2 separate regions of the Homo sapiens genome follow, and region 1 is linked to region 2. Evidence: chromatin loops called from intact Hi-C (ENCODE). Cell type or tissue: CD4-positive, alpha-beta T cell. All regions are shown on one strand. Links, peaks and the distances in the headings refer to the core of each region. The heading gives the core; the rest is flanking DNA.

The links. Hi-C counts contacts between places; a loop is a spot of excess contacts. Peaks named below come from ENCODE experiments on the same cell type or tissue, not always from the same donor. Only the 100,000 strongest peaks of a DNase experiment are listed, where the experiment ranks them.
Region 1: it touches region 2 in a loop (4-fold over the local background); 2 of 110 quality-filtered maps call a loop at or near these places.

What each region holds. Positions count from the first base shown.
Region 1 is chr7:148,910,457-148,918,191 of GRCh38, forward strand. No RefSeq gene overlaps it. Among named protein-coding and RNA genes, the nearest start is that of EZH2, 30 kb to the left of the region's middle. In CD4-positive, alpha-beta T cell, for the core only: no CTCF peak of the experiment used is centred there; a DNase peak (open chromatin) is centred at 2,765; H3K4me3 peaks cover 1,289 bases; H3K27ac peaks cover 2,317 bases.
Region 2 is chr7:148,852,117-148,859,851 of GRCh38, forward strand. All of the region lies in intron 1 of EZH2 (enhancer of zeste 2 polycomb repressive complex 2 subunit), which reads right to left. Among named protein-coding and RNA genes, the nearest start is that of EZH2, 28 kb to the right of the region's middle. In CD4-positive, alpha-beta T cell, for the core only: CTCF peaks have their summits at 4,362 and 4,564; DNase peaks (open chromatin) are centred at 4,365 and 4,945.

The DNA.
Region 1 (7,735 bases), core at 1,747-4,246, 57 kb after region 2:
ACCCTTCTAAGCAGCCTTTCTTTCTTCTAAACATCCTCCCCCAAACAGGTAGCAGGAATCTGTCTTCCAGAGGGTGGTCCTTGCAGGTGCTAGCACCACCTGAGACCTTCCAGCTCATAAAAAGCTCACCTACCCTGTCAGAGGAAAGGGAACCAGATAACCAAGATGGTCCAGCCTCACTGCTGCAGCCTCCAGGGGCCTCCTCAGGCCCACACAGTGGGAAAAAGAATATCTAAAGACAGAGACATGACACAAATGGCTCCAAGACTCAGAGCTCCCACACCTCCTACAGTTCAGAAAGGAGAAAGAAAGAGGGGGAATACAGAAGTTTTCACAGCTCCATCTCTCAAGACTGCAGGCATCAACAGCCAACACAATGCTGACCCCCAGAAAGCATTTAACAAAGGCATGCTGACTAAGGAATTGCTAGGTGCTTCAGGGAGAATCTTTCCCCATCAGCTAGGGGATCACTGAACATAGTATAACAGTTGTAACAAATGATTCCAAGCAGGGAGAGGAAGTATCTCTTCCAGTCTCCTGAGCTGTGATTCAGGGGTGATGAAGATTCTGGGGGGAAAACTGGTTTGAAGAAGCCCTCCTTGTCATATAGAACCCTTGGGGGCTGCAGTAGCTCTTCTGGGTCCCAGTATATCAGTAACTGTCCTGAGGAATCATGTTTTCTACAACCTAATCTTGTTAATCAATATGAACAGAGGGGCCGGTCATGGTGGCTCAGGCTTGTAATCCCAGCACTTTGGGAGGCAGAGGCGGGTGAGGAGTTTAAGACCAGCCTGGCCAACATGGTGAAATCCCATCTCTGCTAAAAATACAAAAATTAGCAGGGCATGGTGGCATGCACCTATAGTCCCAGCTACTCAGGAGGCTGAGGCAGGAGAGTCGCTTGAGCTTGGGAGGCGGAGCTTGCAGTGAGCCTAGATCGTGCCACTGCACTCCAGCCTGGGTGACAGAGTGAGACTCCATCTCAAAAAAAAAAAAAAAAAAAAAAAAAAAAAAAGAACAGAGGGAAGCAATGGCTCCGAATATCTCAAATAACTTTCTAAATCCACTAATATTTTGGCTTAACAGTGAATTACATGATTTCTAGTAGGTTCACATTCACTTATCCTATTAAACATTGTTGAGCTGGATTGTATGTTCCAATCATGGCTCAGCACTTTCTCCCAACTCACATGCTTTTCTGCATTCACCTTGCTACACCTCCTTAATGGGTTTGACTAATAGAAGGTAGCAGAACAGATGCCACACCCATTCCCAGCCAGGGCCTTACTGGCACAGCAGTCTCTACTTCCTGCCTCTTTGGAGTGACACTGCCATGCTTTGATAATTCCACACCACAGAGAGGCCATGAGCTGGTCCACACCCTAGCTGAGCCCCCAGCCAGTGACGGCATCAACTGCAGCCATGTGAGTGCATCATCTTGGATGCAGCCCTGTTGAGCCTTCAGGTGATGCCAGCTCCAGCCACTCTCTGCAGTACCCTGAGTGAGAAGGACTCCAGTGAGCCCAGTCAACCCAACAGAGACATGAGAGGTGTATTTGTTTGCTGGAGCTGCTATAACAAGGTATCACGCTGTGTGGCTTAAAACAGCACGATTTCATTGTGTTACAGTTCTAAAGGCTAACAGTCTAAAATCAAGGTGTTGGCAGGACCATGCTCTTTCTGAGGGCTCTAGGGGAGGACCCTTTTTTCGTCTGTTGCAGCTTCTGGTAGCCCCGGGCATTCCCTAGTTTGTGGCAGCATCACTCCAATCTCTGCCTCAATCTTCATGTGGCCGTCTTCTCCCTGTGTCCAAATTTCCCTCTTCTTATAATGACATCAGTCATACTGGATTAGCACCCCCACCCCCCAATGACTTCATCTTAATTTGATTACATCACAAAGACCCTATTTCCAAATAAGGTCCCCTTCACAGATACAGTAGTGGAGGTCAGGGCCTCAACATGTCGTTTTGGGGGATACAATTCAATCTATAATGAGAGATCATGGTATAATGAATTGTTGTCTCTCCATTTTGGAGAAGTTCATGATGTAACAGAAGAAGCCAGTACACTGGCTGACATTCCTCCAGTGCATACCTGGTCATGCCAGGGACACAAGCTGGATGTCTAAGGGTGCTTAAATCATAGCTGCCAGTCTATGATTTAAAAGTGCAGGTTACTGAAACATATTGCTCAGAAGTTTGCGTGACTTGGTTTTCATATAGAGTTGTGTGTTGTTTTTTTTTTATAAGGTGTTCTGTTCATTAATCTCTGTGTAATTTTTTTTTTAATTCAAGATCTTTACTCTAAACCTGTTCTCTATAAAGAGCAATGGCCGGGAGTCAGAGGATGTGTGTCTGTCCCTGACTAACTGCATGATCTCAGGCAAATCCAAGTCTCTCTCGGGATTAGCTTCGTTCATTCAGCACCTTTTTACTAGAATCCTGAAATACGTTTGAGGTGAAACGGGATTTAGGGGTTCATACAGCCCAGCCCCTAACTTTACAGATCAGGAAGCTGAGCCCTGGGGAAGTTAAGGGGCCTGCCTGGTCCTCAACCGGTTGTATTCTGATAGTATTCACCTGTAAAATGTGTTTGGAACACAGTTTCTCAAAGGTTCTTTCCAATTGTTAAACTGAATTTGATTCTTAAACTGTGGATCTGTATTTTACCCATTTCAAATTAAAAGAAAGATACTACATTCGATTCAGCTGAATGCATTTCTGAGGCTCAGAAATTATGACTGCAAAATCATGTCACCACAATTTCCTTTACTTTGATGCTTATGAATTAGGAAGCCAGTGAATAGAAAGTTTCATCAAACCATCAAAAGCTAAAATGATTTATTTCTGTACTTTCAGTGTTCATGACTTTGAAGGTTCTGTTTTTACTAATCTTAGCAATGTCTTCATACTTTTAAAAGCCCCCAAAATACCTGGTTATGGCAAAGTTGAGTCACAGGGCTCATGTGCAATAAAGCTCAGCCCTGGAAAGTGTACCCATGCCTGGTTTAATAGCAAAAGGTAATATGAGACTAACATACCAAAAAAGGGTGAGTGTTCACTCGTAAGTCATCTCCTGTGAAATAGGAAGAAATCTTAAATGTCGTTTGGATATGTGTTGGGGTTGTTTCTTTGAAACATACATCTGATTCGTTCTCCAATTATGCCTGGTCCCAGAGTCTAAGGCTTTAACAATCTGCAGGAACATTTATGTGAATGAATTGCTTTTAGAAATGAAAGGCACATTGTATAAGATATAAGATAGTGACATAAGCATGTGCGGGGTAAAAAGACATTTTTATAGTGTATCATGGGAAGTCTTGGATAACTGGGATTAACATGCAGGGTTTAAGACCGTTATGTTCTGCCATGGTAGCAAAACCTGATAATACGAATTAAAATGAACAATCGTAAAATGCAAACATGTTTGCCACATAATCAGGGCGTAAGATCAATCATGTTGGCTCTGCTTGTTGAGTATCTGTGTCAGGAGCCCACATGGAAACAGAAAGGAATGATTCTTTGTTCCTGGGCAGAGGAATAGCTTCTGCCACTCTGTTCCCAAATCTTTGTTAAATTATTTGTTGATGGTTCATCTCCTCGTCTAGGCTGTGAGTGTCTGTGGGAGAGAAACTGTCTTAATTCTCTTCATTATCAGGGCCTGCCTGCACCTTGTGTACTAAAGGTGGCCAAGAGCCATATCTCCAGGCCCTGCCTGGCAGCAGAAGCAGTGGCGGGACTGCGATGGGAGAGGTGGCTGCAATCCTGGGGGGCTTGAGACAGACAGATTCTGCCCCCAGAAAGCTACCGGTAGTTAACAGGTGTGTTCTGTAGCCATACCTCTCCCCACCCAGCCCTGTCTTCGGTGCAATGCCGTTCATGCCTCGGTGCTGTCCAGGGAAGCTCTGGCCTCAGTGGCTGCAAGTCCTCAGCTTCCCGCAGCCTCCCCCGCAGCACCTGCTGCGGACTCAGACAAACCAAGAGCACTGAGTTTTCGGAGATTGAGAGCATGACTCACACATTCCAATTATGACACAGAGGGAAGTATTCTCAAGAAAGAGAGCTAGGGAAGTAAAGACTTTATTGGGCCCCTGTTTGGGCACACTACCATGTGGCCCCCTCTGGTGCCACCTGCCAAGGGCCTTTCCCCGCTGATGGGAGGGTCTGCCCCTGGCCTTGCCCAGGCATTTCTGCACCTCCTCCACTGAGGCCAGCATTCCAGCTGGGCCCACAGCCACCCTTCACCCCTCTCCCAGTTCCTAGAACAGGAACACGCTGTTGTGGTTCCCTGCAGCAAGTCAGGTGCCAGGTGCATGGGCCCCACTGCTCCGGGTCTGGACAGGAAGGCAAGGACCAGCTGGACAGTTACTTTTTAAGGTGAAGGTGGAATTTGTTGGGTGACATCCCCCCAGTAGTTCCTGCCAATGCCTGAGCTGACTGCACTGTGGCTACCTTATAACTCAGACTAGAAGCTCCTTTGTGAATCGTCTTTTCCCCTCCTCCCTGATCATTTTTATTTAATACCCGTGAACAAATGGGAGCCTAGTTCTGCTTTTCTTTTTTTTTTTTTTCTTTTTTTTTTTGAGATGGAGTCTGGAGTGCAGTGGTGCAACCTTGGCTCATTACAACCTCCGCGTCCCGGGTTCAAGCAATTCTCCTGCCTCAGCCTCCCAAATGGCAGGGACTACAGGTGCCTGTCACCATGCCCCACTAATTTTTGTATTTTTAGTAGAGATGGGATTTCACCATGTTGGCCAGGCTGGTCTTGAACTCCTGACCTCAGGTGATCCACCCACCTCAGCCTCCCAAAGTGCTGGAATTACAGATGTGAGCCACCATGCCCAGCCTGCCACTGCTTTATATTAAGGGCATCTAGTAGGGGCCCAGTCAATATCAGTGAAACCAACGAAGCGATTCCTAACATTTGCATCACACTTTCCACTTTACAAAGCAGCTTCCTGGAATCGTCTCTGAAGAGTTAGGACCTGCCCTTCACTCAGGTACCTGGCAGTTCAAAGTTCCTGGTGAGCCCCACTCTTCGGAGAAGGAGGAGGAAATGTGAGGGGTGTTGCCTCGGGCTCCACTGCAGAAATAAAAAGACTGAGAAGAACGCTCTGGGGCTCTCAGTGACCTTTGACGGAGAGGTTCAACTATCAGGTGCCTCTGTGGGTTAGGCGCTCTCCATACCAAAAATCACACTTATCCTCGCACAGCCATAGGAAGAGGGCATTATCCCCACTCCACAGAGGGGAAAATGACAGTCTGAAGATATTAAATAGCTTTCCCAGCCTTGCTCAATGACTCACGCCTGTAATCCCAGCACTTTGGGAGGCTGAGGCGGGAGGATCATTTAAGGTCAGGAGTTCAAGACCTGCCTGGGCAACATAGTGAGACACCTCCCCCCACCATCTCCACCAAAAAAAATTTTTTTTTAATTAAAAACCAGGCCAGGTGCAGTGGCTCACGCTTATAATCCCAGTACTTTGGGAGGCTAAGGTGGGTGGGTCACCTGAGGTCAGGAGTTTGAGACCAGTCTGGCCATCATGATGAAATCCCATCTCTACTAAAAATACAAAAATTAGCGGGGCGTGGTGGCACACACCTGTAGTCCCAGCTACTTGGGAAGCTGAGGGAGGAGAATCACTTGAACCAGCGAGTTGGAGATTGCAGTGAGCCGAGATCATGCCACTACACTCCAGCCTGGGTGACAGAGCAAGACTTCGTCTCAAAAAAAAAAAAATCAAATTAAAAGATTTTTTAAAAATAGCTTTCCCAAGCTCACACAGCTAAGAAGTAACAAAGCTAGGCTTTAAGCCCCAGTCCTGCAGACTGCAGAGAATAATTTATGTTTCATTTGATTACATCACTAAGCTTCATTCCCTTGTGCTCATTCTTATTTTGTTTATCCAGAAGCCTTACAAAGTTAAAGGATTAGAGAATCCAGTTGTGTTTTGTCTGGCAACCTTACTGGGTCAGAGTTCAAGTATGTAAGGGCAGTCGTCTCAAAATGTGGTCTGTGGACCACAGTCCAAAAATGTTACCATTCTGCCAAGAGATAAATACAAAAAACTGAGATTAGCAATGTAGAAACTTTTAAGGCAGGATTCTTCAACCTTGGCACTACTGATTTGGGGCCCAATAATTCTTTGTTGTGGGGGCCGTCCTTTGCACTGTCAGATGCTTCTGAGCATCTCTGGCTTCTGCCCATGAGATGCTAGTAGCATCCCCCTCCCCAGGGGGGACAAGCAAAAACGTCTCTGCTATTGTCAAATGTCCTCAGAGGTGGAGGGGCAAAATCAAGAGCCCTCCCTGCCTCTTCCTGGTTGAGAACCACTAACCACTGGTTAAAAGCAATTTGACAGAGGAATGGTATGTCTGCTCCATCTAATAATTTTTAAATTGGACCTTGAATTTTGTATGTTTCTGTTGTTTTTTAATTTCATTTTACCAGTAATTCATTTTTATTGATTGTACTAAAGTATCAGTCTATAAGCCTTTGGAGAAATAAAAAGCAAAACAAAACTGGTCTTTCACCATTGATGGGTTTAGAAGCCCTGACGGAGGAAGAATACAACCAACATCTATGTGTAAGAAGGCCGCTGAGAGGAGACAGAAAATATCCAGCAGATTCTTTTGCTATCTTGTGGCTTGTGAACCTAAATATAATCTTTTTAAAAATATATAATCTTTTAACAATTTTTTTTAACATGTGGACCAAGCACATGGTACCAAATCGAAAAAGCACAGCCCAGCCAGGCACGGTACTTTATGCCTATAATCCCAGCACTTTGGGGGGCCAAGGCTGGTGGATAACCTGAGGTCAGGAGTTCGAGACCAGCCTGGCCAACATGGTGAAACCCCGTTGCTACTAAAAATACAAAAATTAGCCAAGAGTGGTGGCGCATGCCTGTAGTCCCAGCTACTCGGGAGGCTGAGGCAGGAGAATCACTTGAACTGGGGAGGCGGAGATTGCAGTGAGCCAAGATCGTGCCACTGCACTCCAGCCTGGGTGACAGAGTGAGACTCCATCTCAAAAGAAATAAAAAATAAAAATACAAAAATAAAAACACAAAAATTAGCCAGGCGTAGTGGCAGGCACCTATAATTCCAGCTCCTTGGGAGGCTGAGGCAGGAGAATTGCTTGAACTCTGCCCATTGCAGAGGTTGCAATGAGCCGAGATTGCGCCACTGCACTCTAGTCTGGGTGACAGAGCAAGACTCCGTCTCAATTTTTTTTTTTTTTTTTGAGATGGAGTCTCGCCCTGTCGCCCAGGCTGGAGTGCAGTGGTGCAATCTCGGCTCACAGCAACCTTAACCTCCTGGGTTCAAGCAATTCTCCTGCCCCAGCGTCCCAAGTAGCTGGGATTACAGGCACGTGCCACCATGCCTGGCTAATTTTTGTATTTTTAGTAGAGACAGGGTTTCACCATGATGGCGAGGCTGGTCTCGAAATCTTGACCTTGTGATCCGACCGCCTTGGCCTCCCAAAGTGCTGGGATTACAGGCGTGAGCCACCACACTTGTCTTTTTTTTTTTTTTTTTTTGAGACAGTCTGGCTCTGTTGCCCAGGCTGGAGTGCAATGACATAGTCTCGGCTCATTGCAACCTCCATCTCCCAGGTTCAAGTGATTCTCCTGCCTCAGCCTGCCGAGTAGCTGGGATTACAGGCGACTGCCGCCATGCCCAGCTAACTTTTTGTATTTTTAGTAGAGATGCGGTTTCACCATGTTGGCC
Region 2 (7,735 bases), core at 3,071-5,570:
GAAACCAAAACAACAATGGCTCTTTAATACAAAAGCCAAACCAGAATATGGCAGGAGCCCATCAAAGCTTTAGCAGAATGTAGTGACACCTCACAGATTTACATTTACATAGGTTAACTAAAATTAAGGGCAATTACAGTGTTCACAATCTATTTTGTGAATCAAACCAAACTCAGAAATACCCTGAACACCATGCCTTACCATCTTACTTTATCCCACTAGAGTAGATGCTATGTTGTTTTTGCCACCCAGGGTCAATTCACCCTTCTCTTGGGAACTTCACACCAACTCTTCTCTGAGAACTACCAAGTACACTGGAGGAAGCTGACTCAAGCTGCTTGTGACCCTGGCCTGACCAAGGTACATCTCCCTAGACATAGTGACCAGTACAGGGTTAGATACACGGCCACAATCAGTGCAGTCACAGTGAAAATCTCAGGTTTCCTGCAATGCTAGGACAAGAATGCTCACTCTTCTCCCCTTAGGTCTAAACCTGGAAAAATGTTTGCCCAAGGACTTGTTGGAAGCCATCTTGGAGAAGAGCCTCAAAGAACAGAGTCAACAACTACAAAAAACAAAAGTCAAAGCCAAGAAAGAACTGTAGTCTCATGACCTAAGCCCTAAGTCAGGCAGACCTTCCCAAATTTCGGAACTATTCAGTTATATGAGCCAAGAAATTCCCATCTTTTTTTTCTTAATACAGAGGGTATCTCAGATACGTATTTATTACTGAGACCATATATACAGTTGTTCCTCCATATCCACGGAGGATTAGTTCCAGGACCCCCAACAGATACCAAAATCCACGAAGACTCAAGTCCCTGATATAAAATGGTACACTATTACATAACGTATACACATTCTCCCATATACTTTAAACCAGCAGTCTCCAACTTTTTTGCACCAGGGACTGGTTTTGTGGAAGACAGTTTTTCCACAAAGAGGGGAGAGGGTACATGGTTTCAGGATGAAACTGTTCCACCTCAGATCATCAGGCATTAGTTAGATTCTCATAAGGATGGCCAGGCATGGTGGCTCATATCCCAGCACTTTGGGAGGCCAAGGCAGGCAGATCACTTGAGGTCAGGAATTCGAGACCAGTCTGGCCAACATGGTAAAACCCTGTTTCTACTAAAAATACAAAAATTAGCTGGGTGTGGAGGCAGGTGCCTGTAATCCCAGCTACTCAGGAAGCTGAGGCAGGAGAATCACTTGAACCTGGGAGGCAGAGGTTGAGGTGAGCCAGGATCATGCCACTGCACTCCAGCCTAGGCAACACAGTGAGACGAGACTCCGTCTCCAAAAAAAAAAGATTCTTTTAAGGAGTGTGCAACCTAGATCCCTCACGTGTGCAGCTTACAATAGGGTTCACGCTTCCGTGAGAATCTAATGCTGCTGCCAATCTGACAGGAGGCGGAGCTCACCTCCTGCTGTACAGCCCAGTTCCTAACGGGCCACAGACGGGTACCAGTCCACGGCCTGGGGACTAGGGACCCCTGCTTTAAAACCATCTCTAGATTACTAAATACCTAATACAATGTAAATATTACATAAATAGTTGTTAAACTATTATGTTTAGGGAATAATGGCAAGAAAAAAGTATGTACATGTTCAGTACACACACTTTTGTTTCTTTTCAAGTATTTTTACCCACAGTTGGCTGAATCTACAAATGTAGAATCCCATTTACAGAGGGCCAACTGTATAGGAACATCTGAATTAATGGAAGATGGGCTCTCATAGCCTACTTCATTATCACCAACAGCATCGTCAGAAAAAGTAGAGCTTCCTCCATCCTCTCAGGTTTACAGAGGCCCCAGGACATGGCCAAGACACACCTTCCTACCTACCTCTCAGGTGGCCAGGCCACACAAGTCCAAGGAATCAGCACTGTTCTCTACCAGATACGCCCCTACTCCACTTGTGAGAGGTATTTACCTAAATCAGACATTCCTGTCCCTCTTTACCCAGCTGCCAATAACTGAATAATTTGAAAAAAGTCCCATAGGTATTGTCAGAGCCCTTATTGCTTCTTTAAAAATTCTACCGGGAGGCGCGGTGGCTCACGCCAATAATCCCAGCACTTTGGGAGGCCAAGATGGGCAGATCATGAGGTCAGGAGATCGAGACTAACACAGTGAAACCCCGTCTCTACTAAAAATACAAAAAATTAGCCAGGCGTGGTGGCGGGCACCTGTAGTCCCAGCTACTCGGGATGCTGAGGCAGGAGAATGGCGTGAACCCGGGAGGCAGAGCTTGCAGTGAGCCGAGATCGTGCCACTGCATTCCAGCCTGGGCGACACAGTGAGACTCCGTCTCAAAAAAAAAAAAAAAAAATTCTACCTCAAGGATTTGCTAAATCAAGGGAATGACCACCTATTTGGTCTGGCCAAATAAATGTTTCTGTTTCTATTTCTCTAAAGAAAACAATAAACTACATGTACTATTTATCCTTCTCAACTAAATTAATAGCAGCAACTTTGACTCTTAACTGAATACCAGGCTATGTAAGGTCAAATCCAAACCCAACAAGATGTAAGTAATATGATTACAATATTCTCAATGTCCTTCCTTTTAAAAATGTTTACTTCACAGCAAGACTGCCAAAAAATTGCCAATTTTGATAACTCTCCAGTCTTCAATAGTGCCTGTTTGTATGTTTAAATGCTTTGAAGGCAGCTGTTAGTATCATTTGGCAATTTCATTTATTTTTAATGTTACAATCCATTGTTTCAATATACTGAAATTTAAATCAATGGTAAATGAGATTTTGTAGGTAAGGATAAGAAAAACAATATAAAGAGAACTTAGACATATAGATGTTAAATTATTGGTAAGTGATAAAAATTAATTACTTAAGAGAAACAGATCCTATGCCTGAGGGGGAATATAGAAAACCTGTCCCTGTAAAAAGGAAGACCATGAGAGAGGAATCCAGGAGAAGCAGGCACGCAGTGCCATGCACTGGGCACTAGAATCAGGATTCAAAACAGACAAGATCAGAGATGGCAAGGAGAGTTCATCTCATACAACCACTTTGAGGGTTGTGTCCATAAGGATTATTGGCCTTAGGCCAGGCCATGTTCTAGCTCAGCAGAGAGAGTGCTGTCATGATTAATAATGCCTGTTACACACATGGGGCAAAGAATTGGGGTAGCAGCACTCTCTATTTCACACCAAATTCCAAGTAATAAACTAAACTAATAAGAGAAGAGTTAGTTGTATTAATTCTAAGTCCTATACACAGCATTAAACAAAAAGCAAGAGTTTGGACTCCAAAGCTCATTCCCTGGGTTCAGATCCAAGTTCTCCCACTTAGCAGCTGGGTGTGAAGTTGGCCAAGTTACTGCACATCTTTGTGCCTCACTCTCCTCATGAAAAAAGGCTAATTCAAGAGCCTCCACCTCAGAGTCATTGTGAGAAGTAAATTTATTTACGGTGCATAGACAGTGCCTGACAGATGGTAAGCACTATATCAGCATTAAAAAAGTAGTGGCTATCAGGTGGGCGCTGTGGCTCCCGCCTGTAATCCCAGCACTTTGGGAGACCGAGGCAGGTGGATCATGAGGTCAAGAGTTCAAGACCAGCCTGCCCAACATGGTGAAACCCCGTCTCTACTAAAAATACAAAAATTATCCGGGCGTGGTGATGCACGCCTGTAATCCCAGCTACTCAGGAGGCTGAGGCAGGAGAATCGCTTGAACCTAGGAGGCGGAGGTTGCAGTGAGCTGAGAACACGTCACTGCACTCCAGCCTAGGCGACAGAGCAAGACTCCATCTCAAAAAAAAAAAAAAAAAAAAAAAAGTAGTGACTATCAACTACATAAATGGCAGATGAGTAATATCAGGAATTACAACATTTATATTAAAAAGTTAACAACTCAATATAAAGACTTTTTTTAAATGGTAAACTGTATGCAAATAAAAACAAAACAGGATGTCAGGGGATCTCAGGATAGAATGCAAACTATACAGCAAGTCTAACAGTATTATAATTTTATGAGATAATCTCATGGAAGGAGCAGGAGGTCGGGGGGAGCTAATCTACAGAACTTTGGACAATCTACTCTGTACTCTAGCTGGTAAATTTGTTTCTCATAAGGGTACCAGTCTGTAATTCTGAAAATACTCTACATGTACACTAGGGTTAAACAAATAAGTAAATAAAATGTAGATAATGTGTGCCAAGTTTCTCAATGTCACAGAAAGAAGTTACAAATAAGCAAGAGGTGGTGATGAATTAGTCAGATATATCAATATGAACTCACGTGTATTTTAAAATATATGCGGATAGATACAGAAACGTAGGTATGTATGCACATGCAGGTTAGCTGAAATACCTGCATTTCCAGGGTCTGTCCAACAGAGGGCCTGGAAGCAGTGACACCCCAGGAGCAATAAAATAAGCATACCCTGCACCCAAGACTTTTGTTTCTAAATACCACCTTCCAATAAATACAAGGAAGCAGGGTCTGCAGAAACAGCTGATTCTAGGGTTGGGACAGGGAAACTACAAGGCAAGCCAGTAGAAGAAGGGAAATGCTCCAAAGATGAAAGGAGACGGATAGGTCCGAGACTGGAAGCAAACAGAAGAAACTCTCAGTGGCCAAAGCTGGAATAATTTGAGCAGCAGAGTAAATCATAACAGTATTATAACAGAATAAAATAATTATTCATGAGTCTATGATATAAATAAGTGATTAAATAAACAACTGGAGGAGAAGGAACAACTCTCCTGACAAGAATTCCAACTGATACATGAGTGTATGTCCCCATTCTGGGAGGGAGAATTCAATTTCCTTCCCCCTGAGCGTGAGCTAGATTCAATGATTCACTTCCAAAGAAGAGTCTGGAAAGGGAAACAGTAATGTTTCTGTGAAAAAAAACCATAACCATTAACATGAGCAATGGTAAGTACTGCTGTCATTATGTACTCCCCGATGTGATGAAATGAGATGGGGATTTCACCTCTGTGGTATCCTTCCCCCAGACCTCAACCCATAACTTCAGCCTAATCATAAGAAAACATCCGATAAGCCGAAATCAAAGGACATTCTTACAAAACATCTGACCAATACACTTTAAAACGATTAAGAGGTCATGAAAAATAAGGAAATGCTGAGAACAACCACAGATCAGAAAAACTTAGGAGACATGATAACTAAATGAACTGTGGTATCTTGGATTGGATCCTGAAACCAACCAACCAACCAACCAAAGAAAGACATTAGTGGAATAACTGGCAAAATCCAAATAAAGTCTTGAGTTTAGTTAATGACAACATACTGATACTGATTTCTTAGTTTTAACAAATATACCATGGCTATATAAATCCAAAAGTATTCCAAAATAGGCCAGGTGCAGTGGCTCATGCTTGTTAATCCCAGCACTTTGGGAGGCTGAGGCAGGCGGATCACGTAAGTCAGGAGTTCAAGAGCAGCCTGGCCAATATGGTGAAACCCAGTCTCTACTAAAAATACAAAAATTAGCTGGGCATGATGGCGAGCACCTGTAATCCCAGCTACTTGGGAGGCTAAGGCAGGAGAATTGCTTGAACCCAGGAGGTGGAGGCTGCAGTGAGCAGAGATCGCACCTCTGCATTCCAGCCTGGGCGACAGAGCGAGACTCCGTCCCAAATAAATAAATAAATAAATAAATAATTAAAAATAAAATTACTCCAAAATAAAGTTATTTGTTAAAGCAAATTAGGTTACATAACAACCCAATGTAAAGGCATTCATTTTTAAAAATAACATTCACTTTTAGAAGTGATAACAGAAACAAATTTTAAAATCTAAAAATGTTACATAAAATGTTAAATAGGAGAAACAAAAAATATGAATAGATGATTAGAATTATTTAAAAACATAGGATTAAAAAAAAAAACAGGTAGTGGCCAGGCGCAGTGGCTCACGCCTATAATCCCAGCACTTTGGGAGGCCAAGGCAGGCAGATCACGAGGTCAGGAGATCGAGACCATTCTTGCTAACAAGGTGAAACCCCATCTCTACTAAAAATACAAAAAATTAGCCAGGCGTGGTGGCGGGCACCTGTAGTCCCAGCTACTCGGGAGGCTGAGGCAGGAGAATGGCGTGAACCCGGGAGGCAGAGCTTGCAATGAGCCTAGATAGCGCCACTGCACTCCAGCCTGGGTGACAGAGCAAGACTCTGTCTCAAAAAAAAAACAGGTAGTAATTAAGAGAGCTTGTACTATTATTATTATTTTTATTATTATTTTGAGGCAGGGCTCACTCTGTTCCCCAGGCTGGAGTTCCGTGGCCCGACCGTAGCTCACTGCAGCCTGGAACATCTGGGCCCAAATGATAATCCCAGCTTGGCCTCCCATACTTTTATAAATCTTAACTTCAAAGGAATTTGAGGAAAAAAACTCCCAAATATAATTCTACTTTTTCAATTTTTTTGGAAGGGACAAGGTCTCACTCTGTCGTCCAGGCTGGAGTGCAGTGATGCAATCCCAACTCACTGAAGCCTCAAATTCCTGGGCTCAGGCAATCTTTCTGCCTCAGCCTCTCGAGTAGCTGGGGACTACAGGTGTACTCCACCACACCCAGCTAATTTTTTTTAATTTATTTTTTGTAGAGAAAGTGTCTCACTATAGTGTCCAGGCTGGTAATTCCACTGTTTTAAAACAGAAACTGTTACACAAACAATTTAAAAGGAAAAAAAAAGATCTCCATAGCAGCCTATATGATGACATGTCTACTTGAAGAGATAATGCACTTTTAGGCTTCTACAGAATCTGAATCAAGGGAAGTAACTGTGCCACTGACTGAACTTGTACTGATCAAACAACAAATCAAAAGGATTCTATACAATTCAGGGCCAGTTTAGTTGTGTTTAAAATGAAGAGAAAAACTGGTCTTTACCCACAGTGAGAGCACACAACTCAGAAAAGAGTATTTGAGTTTGCAGTTGAATAAAGAAAAGAAGGGTTAATATGCATTCATTAAGTCAACAAATATTTATTGAGCATCTAATACAAGCCAGAGACTACAATAGAAACTGAAGACTTAGCAATTAACAATTAAAAATCTGTGCCCTTATACAGCTTAAAATCTAGTTGGACAGAAACAGTTAAAAACAAAGTGTCAGGTGCAGTAGCTCATGCCTGTGATCCCAGCACTTTGGGAGGCTGAAGCAGGTGGATGACCTGAGGCCAGGAGTTCAAGACCAGCCTGGCCAAGACGGTGAAACCCCGTCTCTACTAAAAATACAAAAATTAGCCAGGAGTGGTGGCACACACCTGTAGTCCCGGCTACTAAGGAGGCTGAGGCATGAGAATCACTTGAGCCCAGGAAGCAGGGATTTCAGTGAGCCAAGATGTGCCACTGCACCAGCCTGGGCAACAGAGCAAGACTCTGTCTCAAAAACAACAACAACAACAACAACAACAACAACAAAGTAAAATGTTTACATGTAAGATGATGTTGAGTGCTATGGGAGAAAAAACAATACAGGTAAGTGAGTTAAGGCAAGGGTGGCAAACAAAGGAATGTGAGCTGAAGTACTCAGAGCCCCAGCTGTGTGGCAAAGCCCATGGGACACAGAGATCCCACCAACCAACGGCAGTTCACCAACAGCAAACCCAGGAGCAAACTATGTAAGAGCATGTTTTCTGGTAAAGATTCCAGAAATAATTAGATTAAATATCCACTTAATGCAGGCTCAGTATATCCGCAACGCCTCAGTGATCAACACAGCTTTACAGAATTTT